Linked DNA regions of Homo sapiens: regions 1, 2, 4, 5, 6 and 7 are each linked to region 3. The links are chromatin contacts, found by Hi-C or POLR2A ChIA-PET in ENCODE. All regions are on one chromosome and are shown on one strand. Each heading gives the region's core, a stretch centred on a gene start or an enhancer-like site at or near the end of the contact. The rest is flanking DNA. Distances are from core to core; before and after follow the strand shown.

Region 1 (2,700 bases), core at 102-2,601, 1.7 Mb before region 3:
AGAAGCATTACCTTGATGAGGGGAAGAGGAATGCCAGTGAGAGCAGAGGCATCCATGAATTTCTTGAGATCTTGGTGCAGAAATTCAAAAACCAGGTAGAGTTTATTTTCTGTGTGAATGACATCCAGCAGCCTAGAGAAGGAAAGTTTGAGGAAATGGAGGTGTGTGAGAGAGAGAAATGCCCACACTGTACAGACAGAACTTATCCTCCTTTCCAGCTGGATCACCTCTCAGACGCATACTTACTTGACAATATTAGGATGGTTAAGCTCCTTAAGCAGAGAGATCTCTCGGATGGCAGTACTGGGCACACCCTCAGTCTCACTTGGAGAGGTTGGGAAAGCAGAGATGGGAATATGGTTACAAATATTCCTTTCCCCCCCACCTAGTCATTTCTTTCCCCCAAGGAGACACCACCCAGCACCCCCTAGGAAAGTGAGAGAAGAGAAAGGGTGATGGTAAGAGCTAATTCTTGGGTAGTCAGGGTGTGGTTTTTGGATATATTAAGGCCATTATCTCCTCTTTTCCCAGGGGTAGGTAAGTAAAGCCGCCTGGTGAAGGTGAAGCAGGGAGACTGTAATGGAGGGGAAAAAATGCAGGAGTAGCCCCCAGCCTCCCCAGAGGGGCCAGTGAGGTTCAACTGCCATTCTTTGGAAAGAGGAGAGAATTCTAAGGTGAGGGTGGGGCAGTGAAGAGGGCTCTTCATTCAGAAAGGCGATTCTCGCCGGTTCCCACATAACTCCACTCCATGGAGAGTCTTGGACCTCATCTCAGAGACCTCCTTTCTCTCCCCGAGTCTGTAGTCGCACATTTGGGGGCACGATCCGGCTCAGTTTGGGAAGAAAGTTTTCCATGGATTCCACACCACCCTATACTCTCCCCAGGGAGTATAAGTATACTCTTCACCTTCTACTGGCCCCCAACCCACCTCTCCACTTCTAAAGAAGTCCCTCCCTGCTCTCTTCCGGTCCCTGGACGGCTACCCGCCCGTGGGGGGTTGGGGGGGACAATCAAGGAGGTCCCCAGTTAGGAGTCCCGGGTACAGAGGCCACTCACGTGTCCAGGCGGATTTTCTTAAGCGCCACCACCTCTCCCGTCAACTTGTTTCTGGCTTTGTACACAACTCCGTACGTGCCCTCTCCGATCTTTTCCACCTTTTGGAAGTTCTCCATGAAGCGCCAGCGAGTCGGGTCAGCCCGGCCCTGGAGCGGGGGCCTGGGAACCCTGCAGAAGGCGGACCCTGGCTCTCGGGGGCCGAGGAGGGGGAAACAGGGCCCAGTACCGTGGCCCCGGGTCGGGATGGAACGCAGTATACCTCTCGCTCTTGTCAATTTGGCCAACTTGAAACAATGTTGCCGCCTCCCACCGAGTTCCCGACCGCCACCAGAGGCCCCGCCCCTGCTTCCCGCGTTTCCCTGGCTCCGCCCCCAGGCCTTTCTATTGGTCAACGTCAGAGCCGGGGGGCGAGCCCAGCGCTCCTCCCCGCAAATGATCCCGCCCCAGGCAAGTTTGGTTCTTGGGGGCTAGACAAGTTTCTTCCCCGGTGGGGCGGCTGAACACTCTTCCCAAGTACCTGCTTTGGGTCCAAGTTTCCTACCTATGTCTCTAGTCTGTAGGGATTTCTTGATTTCTAACTCACTATTTTCACCAATCCTGGGGAAAATATGTATCGACCTAAGGTTAAATTCCACCTGGCCCAGGAGCCTCCTTTGGAAACCAGGAAGCCGGGAATCTCGTTGCAAAGGAATCCTGGGCCTCAGAGGAGTCGTTGCCTCTGCCTCATAGCATACCCCGACACTGTCTCTGTTTTGGGATGCAGGGTTCTGTTTCTGTCTTTTTGAGAAGTTCCTGGTTTAATTCACTCTCCCATGATAAACTGTTGTGTCTGGTATGTGTTACGCAGCTGCCTTTCAGTTAGCTCTTGCCCGGGAGTGCATCAAGATGAGAGTGACCCAGTGAAACCAGAAACTGTCATTGAGTAGCAGGATGGGAAAGCAATGTCTAGGGACCAGGATCCCTTTGTCAGTTTTTCCTTTTTCCTCTCCTCCGGCCCCTCCCAGGCCTTCTCTGAGGGAGAAGAGGAAGGGCTATGCAAATGAGCACCCTTTTCTTATATAGGGGCCTATCCCAGTCCCCCCAGTGCCTTTGGTTGCTGGAGGGAAGAACACAATGGATCTGGTGCTAAAAAGATGCCTTCTTCATTTGGCTGTGATAGGTGCTTTGCTGGCTGTGGGGGCTACAAAAGGTATGTGTGGATATGTGGACATGAGCAGGTGTGAACTTGGGGATGAATTCCCCCTGCTCTGGTTTCTGTCCTCCTAATGGGAGATAGCGGCAATATTTCAGGCGTCTCCCACTCATTTGATTTAGTGAGGATGTGGGCACCTGGGCTCCCTCCCTACATGGAGATTTGGGATTTTGCCTGAAAATAATCTCATATGCTTGGAGGGGCAGAAGGATAGAAGGTCTCTGTGGCACTGATTCTGAGGCTTCCTTGGCAGTGAGCTGGAGCACGGGCTCCAAAGGGGTGAAATGTGCAGGAGACTCTTTTAGGAAACGTCTCTTGGGGTAGGAGATTTAAAGTGGGGAGTCAGAGAATGTGGTATTGGGTAAGAACACTAAGGAGATACAATCCTCTCCTCTTGGGATGGGTACGGGTGAACACAGCCCAGACCTTTTGTTCTGGGGCTGGAGAGATAG
Region 2 (2,720 bases), core at 144-2,643, 1.9 Mb before region 3:
CAGGTTTGGAGATGGAGGGCCCTGCTGGTTTCTTCACGGGAACATCCTTCTTGGGAGGCATGATGTCCGGTGGCCAAAGGACAGTGTGCGGATGGGGGCACCCATCTCTGTTTAAATAGCCAGGGAGTCTGGGATGTCAAGGGGCGGGGGCAGGGGCAGGGAGCCAGTTGGCTGTGGCAAAGATGAGGTAGAGGAGAGATATAACCGCCTGCCCTCACTCCCCTGGCCTCCTATGGTTCAGGACTCCTGCCCCAAGGTCTTCTTCCCTCTGTCCCCTTATCCCCAAAGGCTGACCAGAAAAGAACAATGTTTCCTTTAGGGGTAGGGGAGGAAGCCAGAGACTGCCCAGAATGAGGTAGTTAACCTCCAGGGTGAGGATAGGATGCTTGCCAGTGGCACTGAGATGGGGGTGGTGAGGCAAAGCAGGTGATCCAGCAGCTTTAGTCTTCTTGAAGGGTGGGGTGAGGGGTAGCAGCCAGGGAGGCTTGTGTGAACTGGAACAAGTTAAAGTGTGGTCTGGGAGCAATGACAAAAACAAGAAGCCCATCTGCCCAGCCCCTCCACTCCCTTCTGACCATGGCTTTGTAAAGAGCAGGGGTAGTTAACCTTAGAGTCTAATGATCCCTAATACTTGTAGTTCCTGAGCCCCCACCCAGCCAAGAACTGGAACTATTCACAGTATAAAGGAAGAATAGTCATAAAAACAGGAGTATGACATCCCTCATTGTCTCCTGTGCCCAGTGTTGTTTTAGGGGCAGGAGTGGGGGCAAAGATCAGGTTTAACATCTGCTACCCATTCTTCCATGGAAGAAACCTTCCACAAGCCCACGGTCATTCAAGACAAACAAAAGGTAGGGTGCTTGCTGAACCTGTGGGGACCCTTTGGTGGCACCTGAGGAGAAGGGCAGGCTCTGGGAGACGGCTTAAATTCCCTAATCCAAGAGGATGTGGGCGCTCCTATGGCTCCATGAGTATTCACCCCACAACCAGGGGTATAATAAAAATCCTGACTCAGGGGCCAGGTCACAAACCTTGCCAGGGGCGCTGGGAGAGAGTCCAAGTTGGGGGGCGTTTGGGAGTGGGGAGGGATTGCAGGCTACTTTTGTTCTGGGGTAAATTAGGAAAGGATTTAGGTAGCATTCTGAGGAAGATAGCAGTGATTCCACTTAGGCCCCGGGGTTGATGCTGGGTCTCCCATTCGCAAAACAGCGTCTGAATCTCATGACTGCAAATTGTCCCATTTTTACAAAATACATCACACACACACGACACACACACACACACACACACTCACGCACCCCCACTAAATCTTAAAGAAAATGGCCCTCCTCAGCCCCCAAAAACTCACCCTGCGGGGTCCGTGTCTGGGGCTGGGGAGGGGGCGGGGCATAGCGCGGCCCCCAGCCCTGAAGGGTTAATTCCGGTGGCCGCGGAGCATGCCGGGAGTCGTAGTTCCCCGCGGGCTCACGGGATGCGCCGCGCTCTAGATTGCAGTTGACGCGAGGGCGGTGGCTTCCGGCCCATGGCGGTGGTTGGTGACTCAGTGTCCTTCCAGCGCGCTTTATGTCCCGGAACTGAAAGGCAATGAACAATTTCCAATCCACCCCAACCCTAAAAACCCTGCGGGGCCCCTAGGGTATCCCTCCTACTTAACCCTGGCGGGCTCCTAGTCTCGGGAGGTGGAGGGGGCGGGGCGGCTGTTTTCCTGGACCTACTGCTGAAAGAACTCAGAACCTGGGGAAAGATTGAGGCTGCAGCAGGCAGCGTGGAGGTCAGATAGCTGGAAGCACTTAACGGCCCCGGGGAGAACCGCTGCACTCTCTTTTGCTTCCTCTCGCGGTTTGGTAGAAAAAAAAGAGGCCTCAGAGTAGTTTGTTTTTAATGAGCTGGTTGCTGAAGTAAATGTTAAAATTTGCAATTAAGCCCAGTCACCTGCCCCAGCCTTCTCTGATCGAGGTTTCCATCCTGCGGCAGCATATGCGCCATCCTCCTCGATCTTCACAGGTCTCTGAGCGGAGGGCTGGGCTTTCCAGCCCTACTTTCTGAAACTCTTATGGTCAGCATTGGAGTTCACTGGTTCCCCTAGGCGTTGATCAGAGGATGGGAACCAGCCCGGCCGGGCCCACCTTCACTCACTGGATCAGTAAATACCCTGGCGGTGCACCTGGTGTTGGAAGCTGGTGCTGCACAGGCGTGTGAGGATTAGATCAGAGCAGAAAACTCGGGCGATGGCAGGGTGGTGAGGCACAGGTGAACTTTATGGGCAGTAAGTGAGGTTCACTGGTTGGGGAAAGTTTATTGGAAAGGTAGAAATGAATTGTACGACAGAAATAACGATAATAGTAAGTTAGCAACCATTTCTGGAGGCCGCCATAGATCTCGTACCGGTGAAGGGGCTAAATTATCTCAGAGGGTGCTCAAGTGGATGGGGTTCAGACAGCCTACTCAGATTTAAATCCTGGTTCTACCAGGTCCTAGTTAGTGACCCTCAGCAGGTTTAGTTATCTCTCCTGGGCCTCAGTTCCTCATCTGTAAAATAATGATAATGGTACCTACCTCATAGGGCTCTTCGGAGGATTCGAAGTGTTATTATTGGTAAAATAGGGCCGGGCTTGGTGGCTCACACCTCCCAGCACTTTGGGAGGCGAGGCAGGTGGGTCACCTGAGGTCAGGAGTTCGAGACCAGCCTGGCCAACATGGTGAAACCCTGTCACTACTAA
Region 3 (2,700 bases), core at 174-2,673:
TTAATGCCACCAACAAATATCTTTTTCACAGTTAAGTGGGCACCTGGTCTTTGAGAATCCTAATAGGAGAAAAACCATAGGTTTAGATTAGCAAAGCCTATACTCGAATAAAAAATTTTGGTAAGTTTAGAAAACTCCCGAATCTTAAGTCCATAGCAGCACATATCCAAGTAAGTTTAAGAAGAAGAAGAAAAAAAACCCACTCACTTCTCTGGAGACAGCTCTCTTTGGTTCCACAACTCTTCCATCCACCTTGTGTGGCCTTGCATTCATAGCTGCATCCACCTCCTCCACAGTGGCATATGTGACAAACCCAAAGCCCCTGGAGCGCTTGGTGTTTGGATCTCTCATTACCTGAGAACAGTGTTAATTTATGTAACACAAAGTCTGACCGCAAAAGCTTTTGTCATTTTAACTTTGAATAGGGCAATAGGAAACTTTACACCAGCCTTTTATAAAAAGTCGTCCAGTTTCCCACTACCCTAGATTTAAGAGGTAGCTTTTAAAATCAAAGCAGGACGTTCCTTTGCCAACAAAGCTCTAACTATAATGCTATTAACTACTTTCATAAGCATTCGGAGAAGACTGCACCAAGATAAGCCAAGGAAATCGGCTGTTTTACTGCTTTGTCCCTTCCAAATCTTACCACACAGTCCGTGAGCGTTCCCCATTGCTCAAAATGGCTCCTCAGGCTCTCATCAGTTGTTTCAAAGCTCAACCCTCCAATGAAGAGCTTCCTCAGCTGTTCGGGCTCTTTAGGAGACTAGAGTGGGGGGAGGGGGAAGTGTTAAATGGGCTACAACACGAAACAATTTCCATCGAGGAAAAGAAAAACTAGACACCAACTGTGTACCTAGCACTTATTGTTCGTTCAGGTCGCAACAAGACACGTGCTTCTGCCTATCAAGGGAGGCCGTATGCTGGAGTTGGGAGTGCTAGGAAATCGCAAGCGCATGCGTCCCTAGTCGCCTTCCGACGCACGCGCAACAAAGGCTTGGGCGGTAGGGGTGCATCTCCACAATGGGACTAATCGCTCTTTAGAAAACTCGCTCACCAAGGCAAGGTTTAAAAAAAGACAAAGATCCTGTGTGCCTAAGAATTTTGCTACGAGTAACGAGTCCCGCATGATAACTCATGGTTGGCGGAGAGCGGCCTCATGGCGATCAAGAGGACAAAATGGCGACTTGAACTTTGGGAGGGGTAGGCCGTGGCAGCGACCGAAGGAACTGTAGAATGGGCTGGTGCAAGGAACGAAACCCAGCAGCATCTTACCGATTCAGGAAAGGGAGAGGAAAAAATTCAAGTGGGAAAGCGCGCCTAACTCACCTCTGACTTAGACATGACGGCAGGGTGAAGAGAGACTTTAACGATGCTTCTTCGGCGGCGTCCACGGGCAGAAAGGAGCAAGCTGACGAACGTATCTGCCAGCCTACCTTCGCCCTCTCTTTTTTACCCCGCCTCCTCGCTTTCGGCATTGGTAGACTCCGCCCTGGAACAGCTCTGATTGGATACTTGAAATCGCTTCCCCCTGCTATTGGCCTGTGGTGCCACATTGCTGTGTAACGTCATTCCTTCGGTCGTTCTACGCCGTCTCCACCCCTTGGAGTCCATTGGTTCCCGAGTAATGTTATTGTTAACCAGTCTGATTGGCCAACCGACCAATCATTCACATTTGAATCTACCTTGGGTGTTTAACATCTTTTTAATCTTCCACGCGCAAATATTACAGTCAAGTCGCTTGGCAAAGCATGATTAACACTATGTATTAGACAAGCAGCCAGGAGGTAACAATTTTTTTGCAATGAACTCTTGTTGACCGCACGTGTAGTAAAATGGCGAGTTTTGCGCAGGCGCATTAAGAAGTTCCACCTGCCTCTGAGAACACGTGAAATGGCGGGCAGGAGTAGGCAGTGAACCTACGGCGCCTGCGTGTTGGCGGGAGTTTGTCCTAGCTTTGCGCATGCGTAGTGGGCGGAGAAAAAAGGTCCGGTCCCAGGATTGGTTGCGCAGGCGCAGGGAAGGATCCGTTTTGGCGGGCGGTTGGCGTTGCGCAGAAGGCGGCGGCGGTGGTGGCTTGTGGTGCGGCCTCACCATACAGGAACAGGGCAGACGTTAGCGTGAGTGATCACTCTCAATCCCGGGTAAGTGGCAGACAGTCTTATCTACCCATAGTAGGTCTTGAACTGACTCCATTTGGGCCCGTTATTGTGTGAAATGAATGGACGGCGGGGTGGGGGGATAGTGAAGGGGCAGCGGTGGGTCGGGCCAACCAATAGAAGAACAGGGGGCGGGATGTTTTAATCCCCGTAGGTTCTTTGGAGCTGTGCAGCCGAAGACTTTGACTGGCTTGTGTATAGGCCAATTGGGTCTGCCTTGAGCTGCCGACTGATCGGCCCTTGGGCCATCGGAATGTGGGAGACGGGTTTTCCCCTTCTGAGCAGCGTCTCACTGAGCCAGTGAGCAGGAAGCGCGCGGTAGGTTGGGCTTCTCCAGGAGGCAGCGGTTTGACTCCAATGGGGAATGCGGGATCGGGCGGTTAAACGGATGGAACGAATCTGGAACCAGTAGACGGACAGCCTAAGGAAAGCGCTGGGACCAGTCGTCCAATCGGCTCTCCAAAAGAGGGAGGTCTTCGATTTGGGGTTGTGAGGAAGGGGAGTCGGTGCCTGTAATGGCGTGTGAGGGTGGATGTTTTATCCA
Region 4 (2,700 bases), core at 61-2,560, 1.8 Mb before region 3:
TGTCTGTCTAGTGTCAATTTTGATTCCTCTCTGCTGCCATTCTCCCCCTAGACTGGCACCTCTGCTGGGAGGGGCCGGGTAACCGGCTTCGCCTCTGCAAGACTAGAGAGAAGGCATCCGCCTCAGCACAGGAGACGCGGCCGCCGCAGAAATAAGGGTCTCTGCCCCAACGGAACAAGCGCAGCCCACAGTCCGGAAAAGGGTGTGGCCGGCCGAGGAGTGCGGGGGAGTGTGCGCCGCGGGCACTGCAGCAGCCGCACCACCTCCTCCCGTAGCCCTCCCTCCGTCCAGCAGCCGCCTCTGCCGCGCTGCAGTCTGGCGGCTGGAGGCTTGAAGGTGGCTGCCCGAGGGTCGTCCAGGGGCCGGGGCTGGGTCCTAGCGGGTACCCGGGGATAAAAGCGAGAAAAGAGAGAACCGTATGGCTTTAAGTAGGTAAAAAGTCTCGAGGAGGATGGGAAAGACTAGGGAAACCTTTGAGAGGTAACGGGACCAGGATTTCCAGGAGCAGCAAAGCCGCGAGTGGCACCAAAAGCAAGAGGGACGTTCAAGATGGCTTGGCTAGGAGGGAGAGCTTCGGCTGAGACGGGGTCCCCAGATGTTATTACTGCTGTTGCCCAAGTAGAGGAAGAAGTCCTGATTCTGTGGAAGGATCCAGTCTGGGCATGCGAAAGGGTGGGTGGGGAGAGTGAGCAGTCGGTTCCAAGAGTGGCGCGTCCAGCAGGCAGGCGGCTAGCGGGGAGAGAGGGGAAAGTCTGGGGCCCACTGTCCCAAGGCAGGGAGCTGACTCTAGGCATAAGGAGGAAAAGCCCCAGATGGAAGGGGTGGAAGGGGGCTATGCTGCACAGAGGACCGAGGGTGGTCGCTCACCCAGGCAGGTAGCTCTCGATGACTCATATAGAGAGTTTTCGCAGTGAGCTGCTCCTCGTCGTCCAGTAGCTGCCTCGCTGCTCGAAGGCTCCGTTCTTTCTCGTCGCGGACCCGGCGCCAGCCCAGGTAGAGGGCGAGGCCGAAGAGCACGAAACCCACGCTGAGTCCCACTGCCCCGGCCAAATACACAGGTATCAGCACCAGCAACCGCCTCCCGAATGAAGTCAGCACCGCCAGGGCCTCACCCGCCGCGCCAGGGCCAGCAGGTTGGCCCCCAGAACCTGGGTCTGGCTTTGCGTGAGCAGCGGGGGGCTGGTCAGTGGGGTCGGAGGGAGCAGAGGGCTGGTCCATGGGGCTGGGGCTGGGGCCCTCTCCTGGAGATCGCTCCATTGTGCCACCTCTGGGAGGATCCGCCCGACCCAGGGACTGGCTGGAGGTTGCCTAGTCTTGCGATCAGCTCCCCCAGGCAAAACGTGATCCCCGGGATGGAGGAGGGGACTTCAAGCCACGCCCCTCCTTTCTGGCGATTTGGGTTGGTCCGCGCTGCACAGACCAAGGTGGAGTTAAAAGGTTGAAACTCCACCCCTCTTCCGCGGGGAACGGACCGGGTTTCGGATAGGTAGGGCCTCCCTGATTGGGCCCGAAGGCCAAGATGGGAGGTCTGAGATGGCGGGAAAAGGAAGAAAGGGGCTCAGGGGCGGCATTCGATTGGTAATAAAGAGGAGGAGGCGTGGCGCACCATTTCAGGAGAGGCGGGACCAAGAGCTCCCCCACGTGGGATTGGAGTGCCTGTGGTATGACGTCATGCAGAGCTGCACCGCCAATTTCTTGGTTTTGGAGAAAGCCCAAGTTGCGAAGTTGAGGGGTTGTGGAGCTTCAGGATTTCCCTCTACTCATTCGGTTTGGCAGGATTTGGTCTGGGATATATATATATGTTCTTTTGCCGACTTTCTCTAGTTTTCATACTCTAAGCACATTCCTTATCCTTCAACTTTTTCCTGCCTGCCCTTACAAAAGGAAAGGATACGATCGTATTTGGAATGAAAGTGTTTGAAAACTAACCCCGTCTATCCCGTCCCTAATCCCCTACCTTCTTTGTGTGGTGTAACGACTGACCCTGGAGAAAACTGGAGAGTCAGAGAATTACAGAGTTGAGATAATCCAGCCTTCAGGGAAAGGGGGAAAAAAAGCAGAGTGAATAGAAAGTGAGGCTTTATTTCTTTTTGGAAATTTCCAAGAGTTAGTAAGTCATCTCTATCTTAGAGGATGGATGTAAGACTAGTTGGCTCCAAAAGGGAGGGAGGCAGCGCAAATTATTACATTTTCCAATAATTTTCTGACCCTGAAGAACTTCTAGGACACTAAAATGAGGGATCAAGAGTAAGGGAAAGACAATTCCTTTTCACATTTGCCTGAGTTAGAAGGAAGGTTTGCCATACAGTCAGGTGCAGAACTAGTGCAGTCCCACAGTGTACGGTGTAGGTTTAGGAAGGAAAAAGTGCAGGGTACACCGATGACTATTGTTACTAGTTAACTGGCGTTAGAGGTGGAGTGTTGTCCTAGGATCTAGGAACTAGACTAATTGGAAGTTGATGAGGGAAGTGTTGGTCATAAGATGATTACCTTTTAATGCAGTATATATGGGGCATATTATGTAAATCTGTCAGATGCAGCAGAAGAACTGGGGTTGATCACTGGGAAGAAACTAGCCATTTCTTAGAGGAAGTGTCTTACAGGATGAGGCCTGCAGCTGATAAATTTTATCTGGTTCTGCAGGGCATAGATTTCATCAGCCTGTGTTTACCAAAGCTGCTTAAAACCTGTCCCTGCTCA
Region 5 (2,700 bases), core at 201-2,700, 1.8 Mb before region 3:
ATAGGCTAAGGAATAGAAAATAGAGTTATACTGGTATTATATACCTACCTTGCTTTTTTGTTACATGAATGAAGAGCACCTTACATGTTTACGTCAATTAAAACTAAACCTATTTAAATGCCTGTCGGGCACATAAAAGCACCCCCAAAGCACCTGTTCAGCCCAATACCTGAGCACATATGTATAACCCTCAGTTTTACAAGTGAATTAACATCCCACGTGAGTTCATCTTGACACCGCAAGGACCAGACTGACATTCTAAATGCAATAAACCAATAATCCAGTTCCTTCTACACCTACACCCGCCCTAATGCCTACCCTGAACCTTGCTCTTTCTATAAAAGGAAAAAAACAAAGCGACGTTCTTATTGCTCCAAACATCATCCTTGCACACCAAACTAGACGGCCTCCATTCTCGAAACGTTGAAGACATTCTTCCTCACCTGTATATTTTCACAAATATTCAAATAATCAATAGCACAAGAATTGTCAAATTTACCAAGTTTCTAGTTTTTGCAATCTCATAACCGAAACAGGCAAACCTTTACCTCAGAGTAAAGGCTGTGCACTCTATCACAAAGTCACCCTCTGCCCAGAAAAGAATCAAAACGGCAAACAAGAGAATTCTCTTCTACCAGTAACAACCTTAAATACGTGGAAATTGCCTGAGAGGCTCCAAAGAACAGAGCCTCCAAAAGGGCGAAGTTGGGCGAAGGCTTTAAGATACTGGGATCCTCACACAGTTCGCGCCGGTGACCCACTTACCATCGAAGACGCTCGCTTCAGAAATGTCCCTGACTGCTGCGGCCTCCACTATGTTTCGAATGACGAATTTCTTAATGGCCTTGTCCTTGGGCACGCATCGGGCACAGTTAGTGCAGCGAATAGGCTGCACGTGGCCGCGGCCCTTTTTGGCACGACCATTGTTCCTTCTTTTCTTTGTCTGCGACAGGATGGGAAAACTGTTAGGAAAACGGCGCAACTCACCCAGCCTCAGTCCCTTTCCGGCCACAAGCCGCACCGGCAGCCTCCAGGAAGGCGCCGCTCGGATCTCCTGTTTCTCCGCAAATCCCGCCGACCCCCAGAGCAAATGAAATGTACACTCGGTCCACCCCTCAGCCGTGCTCCAGGCTCTCACTTCCCCACAATCCCAGAGTCTGCACCCGAACCCCCACCCTCACCACGCAAGAAGACTCACCATCTTGGAGGCACGGACCGGAGAGAGGAGACGGTGCCTGGCAGGGCCCTCCTATATAGCATGAGATCCCTACGCGGACACCGGGAGAATCCTTAGGAGACGGGCTTCAAGAACGGCAACTCACTTTACTCAAATATTCCTTTACATTCAGCATTTCTGCTGAAATCTAGGGTGGAAATGCGTTCCTAGTGTTTATTTATCCATGGAACAAAGTGCACATGGGACTATTTAGCCGGATGGCGGAAGAAAATCGAGGTTATGTGTCTCCCAGCAAGCCTTGCGCCGCGCCGACTCGGAAGCAATTCTGGACGATGCAGTTTTCCGGTATACGCGACGCTAGGCGTGAAAGTTGCCAGACGCTGGACCACAAGGCGCACTCGTTATTAGAGGCCAGAGAGGGACAGATGCTTGGTGGGAATTGTAGTGCGAAGCCAAGAGGCTCCCCCCTCCCCCCCTTCCCCCCTGCCCCAAGTGCTTAGACCGAAGGCGGCGCTGCGCCACCGGGGGACGCCCTGGGCTCATTTCTCTGACAGTCCTTCTACTAGGTAGGTGTAGGATTACGAAGAGGAAGGCCTGAGAGGAAACAAGCATTTTGTGAATCCCTCCTTCCAATATGGAGAAAATCCCACAATGAAGTGCATTGAGGCTGGGGCTATTTCTCATTCATCTTTTTATCTCTGGCACAGTGCCTGGCCCTGTGGTAAGCGTCTTTATAAATATTAACTCATTTAACTTTGAGCAAGCCTATAGGTAGCTACTATTATTATCCTCACTTTAAAGATTGAAGAATTTAGCCCGGCCTGGTGGTGGGCGCCTGTAATCCCAGGTACTCAGGAGGCTAAGACAGGAGAATCTTGAACCTGGGAGGCGGAGTTTCCAGTGAGCCGAGATCGCGCCACTGCACTCTAGCCTGGGTAAAAAGATCGAAACTCTGTCTCAAAAATAAATAAATCAATTAAAAAAAAAGATTGAAGAACTGACGTGCAGTAGGTATTCTGGCTCCGCTGTACTATGCTGTATGTCACCTAACAAATGGATGGAGGAATAGCCTGGACTAATGACTTAAACGTTTTTCACCCAGATTCATAGCACGAATACATTTTACATTGGTACCCAGTACACACACAAACACGATTACATGCACATGCAAAACTGAAACACAAGCTTTATGAAACGATACTTACCCTTGTCATAGGTGTGCTGGTATGTTCTATTCTTTATTTTTACTTAATCTTTCTGTTCTCTATTTTAATAAATGCTGATCAAAAACCACGAAAATTATTTCACCACTCATTAGTGAATCTGACCCCTAATTGAAAGATTATGTGTAAGCTCCATTTACCTCTGAAGAGCCATCGGAAAGACTTAAGCCTTAGGCTGGGTGCAGTGGCTCACGCCTGTAATCCCAACACTTTGGGAGGCCAAGGCAGGCGGATCACCTGAGGTCAGGAGTTCAAGACCAGCCTAGTCAACATAGTGACACCCCACCTCTACTAAAAATA
Region 6 (2,700 bases), core at 200-2,699, 1.8 Mb before region 3:
AAATACTAAAAGGCACCAAAAACCAGGGTACGATACTAAATGTCCACTGTGATATAAAGCACAGGTTTGACTTTTGGTATCTCAGTTTTGGTGATTCTTTGAAAGCTGGTAAAACTCAGATTTTCACCCACAGGACGGGAGGCATCCTAAATACCTGTTCCCCACCATCTTTGCTGTTAAAACCATTTAAAAGCACAATGACAAGCAGTTTGTATCTCCCTAACTGGAATAAAATGGAAAGGCTAACTGGAAAGAGAGAAAAGAGAAAGTGGCATCTGCCTAGAGTGACAGGCAACTGCTGAGATCGTCAGAGCACACCTGGAGTAAGGATGACTTGTGAAAATCCTAAAATCAGTCCTCCCTTTTCCAGTAATGTTCACAAGCTTGCCTAGTTGGGATAAGACGGAGACCCCAAAACATTTGAGTTGTCAAGTCACTGAGAACAACAAATGTGAATGCTAACTAAGACTATCTGCACAGATTGGAAAGGTGGTAGTAATGAGTAACTTCAAGAAAAGCCATATATATCTCCAAGACTTGCATTAGAAGCTCCAGGAGTGCTCTCCAACGGTCTCCTTAGCTGGCCCAAGGTAGAAGGGGGCCCCCACCAGGGTAAGAGCTGAAGTAAAGAAGGAAAGGCTCCAGCAAAGCACGTGGTGGGGAAGCTGGTGGTGGGGAAGCTGGTGTCAGGGACACTAGCGGAGTAAGAAGGGGGCCAGCCATCCGCAATGGGACCCAGCAACACGTGCCGGCTTGGCTCCTGACGCCCCGGAGACGCTACAAAAACAGAGGGGCACTTCTGTCGCCAATAGCTGGGCGCTTCCTTTTCGAGGTGGCCTCGCCGCTGCCAGAATCAGAGGAAGCAATAATCGGGAATGAAGGATAGGAACAAGAGAAAACACGTCTTGCCTCCTAACAAACGGCCTCGGGTCGGAGCCTGCCAGGGTCCCCTCTCTGCGCTCATCCTGGTCGCCGACCCGCACCTCCATAGACTTCAGCCTGGGCCTGCCCGCTCAGGTCCCAGGCGCGACACCGGGTCTTCCCACCACGCCGTGCCCAGCGGACCGGTGCGGGCCCCTCAGTAGCTCAGTCCGCATGACCCCTCCGCTCCAGCCCCTTCCGGGCCAGCCTGTTACCTTTCCCTATCAGCCTTGATTCCCCGACCCCCGAGGCCGCACTCACTGTTGGCGATGTCGCCCCCCATCTTATACTTGGTCACGACCAGGTCCTCAGCGATAGTTTGCTCCTGTTGCTCGTCCTCGCCCGACATCTTCCTACTACCACCACTGCAGCCTCGTTTCCCCTGAGCCGCCGCCGCCTCTGTCTCCCTTCCCAGCCACAGGCTGTGGTCAGAGTCCCCTCGATCCTCGAGGAGAGGGCGAGCGAAAGCGCGAGCAAGCAAGGGAGCGGGCAGGCAGGCGAGAGCGAGAAGCTGCGAGCGCGCGGGCTGAGGCGCAGGGCACGCTGGGACAACTAGTCCTCTCGGCCGCCAGACTCTAGCCGCTCTCGAGGGCCTTCGAACTACAATTCCCAGCCTGCCTCTCGCGCTCCTAAGCCAGGCCCTGGGGCCTTGCCCTCCAAGGGCCTCGCACGCCGGAATCGCCGGGCACTCTGGGAAGGGTCAGGCTCCGGCGGGAAGGCGGAGCCGTTGGGGAGCTTGAGGGGAAGCGTGGTCTCTCCCGGAAAAACCACTTCCACCGAGAACGCTGAGCGAGAGCCAGTAACAGAGAGGGGCGGGCTGAGGGGAGAGGGGCGGAGCTACGGCGGGGAAATAGGTTTAAAGTCGAGCGGGCAGGGGTGGAGTAGAGTGGAGCCGCAGCGGGTGGGCAGTGTCTACACCTAGGTCGGGGAGGCTGGGTGCGCCCTTCTTCGGATCCCTGGGTCGGCTGGCGAAACCCGCCCAGCCGGTCCAGTCGTCCTCCGAAGCTGGGAGAACAGGGAGGGGCAGACAGGTGGAAGAAGACCAAGGGTGCTGGTAACGGGGGCTAACTGGGCAGCCAGACACCGGAGGGATCATCCATTTAAAGGCCTCGCAATCTAGAGGCCGGACTCCTAATGAAGTAACATGACTTTATTGTTCCAATAACAGGCACCTGGATGGAGCACCTAAGGGAAGTGTTCAGAAAGACATGTTTGTTGAGAGTTCTTACCGTGAAAAAATAAAAAGATTTGATGACTTTTCTAAGATAATGAATTCAGAAGCATCTGGAGGTTTCAGTGTTTGGCCTCTGAAGGAGGGCTTATAGGGCTTTTTATAAGTCCTAAAGCACGTAGGTTCTTTTTGTTATTCCCAATTGGTTGCCTTGTAGATTCCTACTAAAACCCTTAATGAAAAGGACTATGCGCTATGGTTGTTCTAAAGAAATAGAAGTAATAGTAGGACTAGAGAAAGCTGCATGGGACAGAGTAGCACTGTCAGAACACAGAAAGGTGAGTATCCACTGCTGAGGAGCAGATCTCTTATCTAACATACGAAATGTCTTCATTTGACAGACAGGAAGCTGAAAAAAAACTTTGGCATTTTTATTCAGACACGTATAAAAACAAAACAAAAAACTTCAGTGATACAACAGACGTTTTCCCTTAGTTCCCCATCCAAGGGGACAGAGGTGTGCAGCTGAAGCTGGATCTTTTTTCTGTCCTACCTGGAAGCTTCTCACTGCTGGATGAGAATGGCTTCTAAAAGTGGATCTTGGGGAT
Region 7 (2,700 bases), core at 41-2,540, 1.6 Mb before region 3:
AGTGTATCGTATGCAAATACTTTTTATTTATTTATTTTGAGACTGAGTCTTGCTCTATAATACAAGCTGGAGTGCAGTGGCACGATCTTGGCTCACTGCAACCTCCACCTCCCAGGTTCATTCCTCAGCCTCCCGAGTAGCTGGGATTACAGGCACTCGCCACCACACCCGGCTAATTTTTGTATTTTTAGTAGAGATGGGATTTCACCATGTTGGCCATGGCTGGTCTCGAACTCCTGACCTCAAGTGATCTGCCCACCTGGGCCTCCCAAAGTGCTGGGATTACAGGCATGAGACACCGCACCCGGCCTGGAAATACTTTTTAAATGAGCCCCACCCCCAGACATTCTGAATTGGCCTCTAGTGGAAGTCACAGACATGGAGGATGGGAAGGAAGGCAAGCTGCGGCCCCCAGAAAACTTCTGAGGCCTAATTTGTCTTATAAAGGTCCTAGTCAGCCATTGCTCAGTTTTTTAGTTTTTTTTTTTTTTTTTTTTTTTTTTTTTTGAGACGGGGTCCCACTCTGTCGTCCAAGCTGGAGTGCAGTGGAGCGATCTTGGCTCACTGCAACCTCCGCCTCCCAGATTCAAGAAATTCTCTGCCTCAGCCTCCCGAGTAGCTGAGATTACAGGCACCCGCCACCACGCCCGGCTAATTTTTTTGTATTTTTAGTAGAGACGGGGTTTCGCCATCTTGGCCAGGTTGGTCTTGAACTCCGGACCTCGTGATCCACCCGCCTTGGCCTCCCAAAGTGCTGGGATTACAGGCGTGAGCAACCGCGCCTGGGTTTTGTTTTGTTTTTTAAATGGGACATGCTGCCTAGTGTTGGAGGTAGTCACCAATACTTACCTCCTGCCTCCTCCCTGGTTCCAGGGGTACTGCTGGACATTAAACTAAGCCAAAGTGGGGATATAAGCAGGAAGGTAAAAGGGTTGATAAGGAAAAAGCTATATGAGGGTGGAGGAGGGCAGAGTTGACACCTGAGGAGAGGAACCTGCAGCCGGGCTCCTCTCAGGCTGTAGGGGAAACAAGTTTAACAGGACTTAGCCCTGAAGGAACAACAGTTGCTGAAATGGGCGGCGGAGGGAGACCATATGGGTTCGTCTGCAGAATAGGGAGGTACGGCGCAGGGCAGGACTACAAATGGAGTGACACTACGGGACCGGATTATTGGCGAGTTGCCCCGCTTTAGATCCTCAGCGGTTGGACGAGTTTAATTAGAATACTAAGTAGGTCCGCCCAGAAGCTTTCACCCTGCCCTCTGACCCTAGGGCCCAGCCCGAGGAGGCACTCAGGGTTAGGAGGTCTGGGCGAGAAGCAACTAGGGCCCTCATCACTTCGCCGCCGAATCCCCGGCGCCGCCCAGCGGGGCAGAGCCAGGCCAGGGCCGCCCGCCCAACCTGGTCCGCTGCCTCTTCGGCCATGGAAGCTGCCGGCAGCCCTGCGGCTACGGAGACAGGTGACCGACCCGCGGCGCCCTCCGCCTTGCACGCCCCTCCCGCGGGTCTCTGGTGGTTGAGTGGGTTGGCCGACAGCAATCGGCACACGAATTCGACCTCCCCACCTTCTTAGGGTTAGATAGGGTCTCCAACCGTCCCTAGAAACACTTGTGCGCCCCAGTGCGTTCCTGGAGTTTGTCTGCTCCACGTCACCAAGCCGCTCTGAGATCTGGGTGCAGGCCAGAGCCTGGATATTCTTCCTTTCTTCATTTATAAGGCCCCCTTTTTGGGTGCAGGTGGGCCTTGCGCCCTTTTCCCTCGCAGGTCCTGGACGTACGAGGAGTTCCTGGGGATGAGAGGGACTGTGCCTCGGAACTTCTCTTGGCTCCCTGAGGACTGTTTTACAGGCAGCAAGCGCTCAGTAATGGTATCGGTGGCAGTAAAAAGCCCACGGCTTTATTTTATTAACTATTTCAGCTTCTCCACTCTTCCTCCTCCTCCACCTCCGCCCATGAAATGGTGCACTCTCCCTTTAAGACTAAGATGGTGGCTTGCTACGATCGGGACTCCACTTCCGGTGGGGAGGGGGGCGGGACCCCAGCCCGCTCACGCCGGAAGTGGTTTGCGTTTTCAAGATGGCGACTCCCTATGTTACTGACGAGACCGGCGGTGAGTGCGGGAGGCGCGGAGCCGCTTCTCTCCGGGCTCTCGGGGCAGGGGTTCGGACTTGGAAAGGGGTCTGTGCCCCGCCCATCCCGGGGCCCCTCCTTTGCCCCGCCCCCCGGACCGCCTTCCCCATTCATTCTCTCCTACGGGGTGTCTCCTGCGCCCCCTTCTGGTCTCGTGTTTGGGGTCTCTGCTTCCGGTCACCCAAACCCTGGGGTCCTTCAGTGCTGGTCCCTGCTTCAGGACCCTCACGGGCCCTTAGCTTTTCTCCAGCAGTTGGACCACTCATATCTCTTTTAGGTTCTTCAGGCTTGGGGGCTTCTACACTCTCATTTCCCTCCAGTTCCTGCCCTCCTTCTTTTCCCCTCCCCCATCTCAGCTATACTTGGTTTCTGCCCTACCCCAGTCCCGTTTTCATTATTTTTCTCGAAGCTTTATTTGCTGAAGACCTCCTCGTTTCTACATAGTACCTTTTCCTCTCCCGTATCTTCATTTGTTGGGTCACTGAGGTTTAGAGGTGTGAAGGGAAGAGGACCCTAATACAACTTTCAGCTTGAGTTTTCTCCCTGATGGAGCCACCCTTCGCTACCTTCTC

Evidence for each region. Hi-C counts contacts between places; a loop is a spot of excess contacts on that map. ChIA-PET counts read pairs that join two places held with the same protein, here RNA polymerase II (POLR2A). Pooled maps may share reads with other maps.
Region 1: a loop to region 3 is called in a pooled map, with 5 times the contacts of the local background. The contact joins the promoter of CDK2 here to the promoter of HNRNPA1 in region 3. A Hi-C loop is called at or near these places in 8 of 50 pooled maps. POLR2A ChIA-PET finds 5 or more read pairs at or near these places in 3 of 52 experiments (A673, CD4-positive, alpha-beta T cell and common myeloid progenitor, CD34-positive).
Region 2: a pooled map shows a loop between it and region 3 (10-fold over the local background). The contact joins the promoter of MYL6B here to the promoter of HNRNPA1 in region 3. A Hi-C loop is called at or near these places in 1 of 37 single-sample maps with no recorded cell type and 7 of 50 pooled maps. POLR2A ChIA-PET finds 5 or more read pairs at or near these places in 1 of 52 experiments (activated T-cell).
Region 4: a loop to region 3 is called in a pooled map, with 16 times the contacts of the local background. The contact joins the promoter of ESYT1 here to the promoter of HNRNPA1 in region 3. A Hi-C loop is called at or near these places in 1 of 168 maps with a recorded cell type or tissue (naive thymus-derived CD4-positive, alpha-beta T cell), 5 of 37 single-sample maps with no recorded cell type and 14 of 50 pooled maps.
Region 5: a loop to region 3 is called in a pooled map, with 13 times the contacts of the local background. The contact joins the promoter of RPS26 here to the promoter of HNRNPA1 in region 3. A Hi-C loop is called at or near these places in 1 of 37 single-sample maps with no recorded cell type and 6 of 50 pooled maps. POLR2A ChIA-PET finds 5 or more read pairs at or near these places in 1 of 52 experiments (activated T-cell).
Region 6: a loop to region 3 is called in a pooled map, with 17 times the contacts of the local background. The contact joins the promoter of PA2G4 here to the promoter of HNRNPA1 in region 3. A Hi-C loop is called at or near these places in 1 of 168 maps with a recorded cell type or tissue (naive thymus-derived CD4-positive, alpha-beta T cell), 4 of 37 single-sample maps with no recorded cell type and 14 of 50 pooled maps.
Region 7: a pooled map shows a loop between it and region 3 (32-fold over the local background). The contact joins the promoter of PYM1 here to the promoter of HNRNPA1 in region 3. A Hi-C loop is called at or near these places in 5 of 37 single-sample maps with no recorded cell type and 13 of 50 pooled maps. POLR2A ChIA-PET finds 5 or more read pairs at or near these places in 3 of 52 experiments (CD4-positive, alpha-beta T cell, GM12878 and naive thymus-derived CD8-positive, alpha-beta T cell).

Annotation. Positions count from the first base shown.
Region 1 is chr12:55,965,481-55,968,180 of GRCh38, reverse strand. It overlaps CDK2 (cyclin dependent kinase 2), which reads right to left and starts at 1,351. Exons shown (of 7, transcript NM_001798.5): 1 at 1,057-1,351; 2 at 247-324; 3 at 12-132. The coding sequence starts at 1,172. PMEL (premelanosome protein) reads left to right here and starts at 2,139. Exons shown (of 11, transcript NM_001384361.1): 1 at 2,139-2,245. The coding sequence starts at 2,170. RefSeq lists an enhancer at 1,581-1,660.
Region 2 is chr12:56,151,260-56,153,979 of GRCh38, reverse strand. MYL6B (myosin light chain 6B) reads right to left here and starts at 1,393. Exons shown (of 8, transcript NM_002475.5): 1 at 1,349-1,393; 2 at 1-107. The coding sequence starts at 61. LOC124902942 reads right to left here and starts at 2,153. Exons shown (of 3, transcript XM_047429954.1): 1 at 1,933-2,153; 2 at 1,349-1,574; 3 at 83-171. The coding sequence starts at 1,986. The coding sequence ends at 137. The region is part of intron 2 of MYL6B-AS1 (MYL6B antisense RNA 1); the gene reads left to right. It overlaps LOC124902943 (a long non-coding RNA gene), which reads left to right and starts at 107. Exons shown (of 2, transcript XR_007063328.1): 1 at 107-851. RefSeq lists an enhancer at 2,240-2,319.
Region 3 is chr12:54,279,449-54,282,148 of GRCh38, reverse strand. HNRNPA1 (heterogeneous nuclear ribonucleoprotein A1) reads right to left here and starts at 1,423. Exons shown (of 11, transcript NM_031157.4): 1 at 1,327-1,423; 2 at 647-763; 3 at 208-354; 4 at 1-59. The coding sequence starts at 1,341. It overlaps CBX5 (chromobox 5), which reads left to right and starts at 2,027. Exons shown (of 5, transcript NM_012117.3): 1 at 2,027-2,141. RefSeq lists enhancers at 144-902, 1,645-1,704, 1,715-1,804, 2,095-2,144, 1,663-2,422 and 1 more and a cis regulatory region at 328-2,628.
Region 4 is chr12:56,126,877-56,129,576 of GRCh38, reverse strand. It overlaps ESYT1 (extended synaptotagmin 1), which reads right to left and starts at 1,310. Exons shown (of 31, transcript NM_015292.3): 1 at 868-1,310. The coding sequence starts at 1,257. It overlaps ZC3H10 (zinc finger CCCH-type containing 10), which reads right to left. Exons shown (of 3, transcript NM_032786.3): 3 at 2,063-2,700. RefSeq lists enhancers at 262-321, 502-601, 922-1,171, 977-1,638 and a silencer at 1,372-1,441.
Region 5 is chr12:56,040,668-56,043,367 of GRCh38, reverse strand. RPS26 (ribosomal protein S26) reads right to left here and starts at 1,450. Exons shown (of 4, transcript NM_001029.5): 1 at 1,199-1,450; 2 at 766-943; 3 at 1-5. The coding sequence starts at 1,201. RefSeq lists enhancers at 762-1,021, 1,162-1,491, 940-1,729 and a silencer at 1,642-1,701.
Region 6 is chr12:56,103,308-56,106,007 of GRCh38, reverse strand. PA2G4 (proliferation-associated 2G4) reads right to left here and starts at 1,449. Exons shown (of 13, transcript NM_006191.3): 1 at 1,183-1,449. The coding sequence starts at 1,270. It overlaps ERBB3 (erb-b2 receptor tyrosine kinase 3), which reads right to left. Exons shown (of 28, transcript NM_001982.4): 28 at 2,503-2,700. It overlaps LOC105369782 (a long non-coding RNA gene), which reads left to right and starts at 1,589. Exons shown (of 2, transcript XR_944995.4): 1 at 1,589-1,720; 2 at 2,090-2,194. RefSeq lists enhancers at 1,175-1,394, 1,405-1,754.
Region 7 is chr12:55,926,484-55,929,183 of GRCh38, reverse strand. It overlaps PYM1 (PYM1 exon junction complex associated factor), which reads left to right and starts at 1,290. Exons shown (of 3, transcript NM_032345.3): 1 at 1,290-1,459. The coding sequence starts at 1,423. It also overlaps a transcript of DGKA not described here. RefSeq lists enhancers at 1,019-1,599, 1,679-1,848, 1,889-2,108, 1,600-2,180 and a silencer at 2,199-2,348.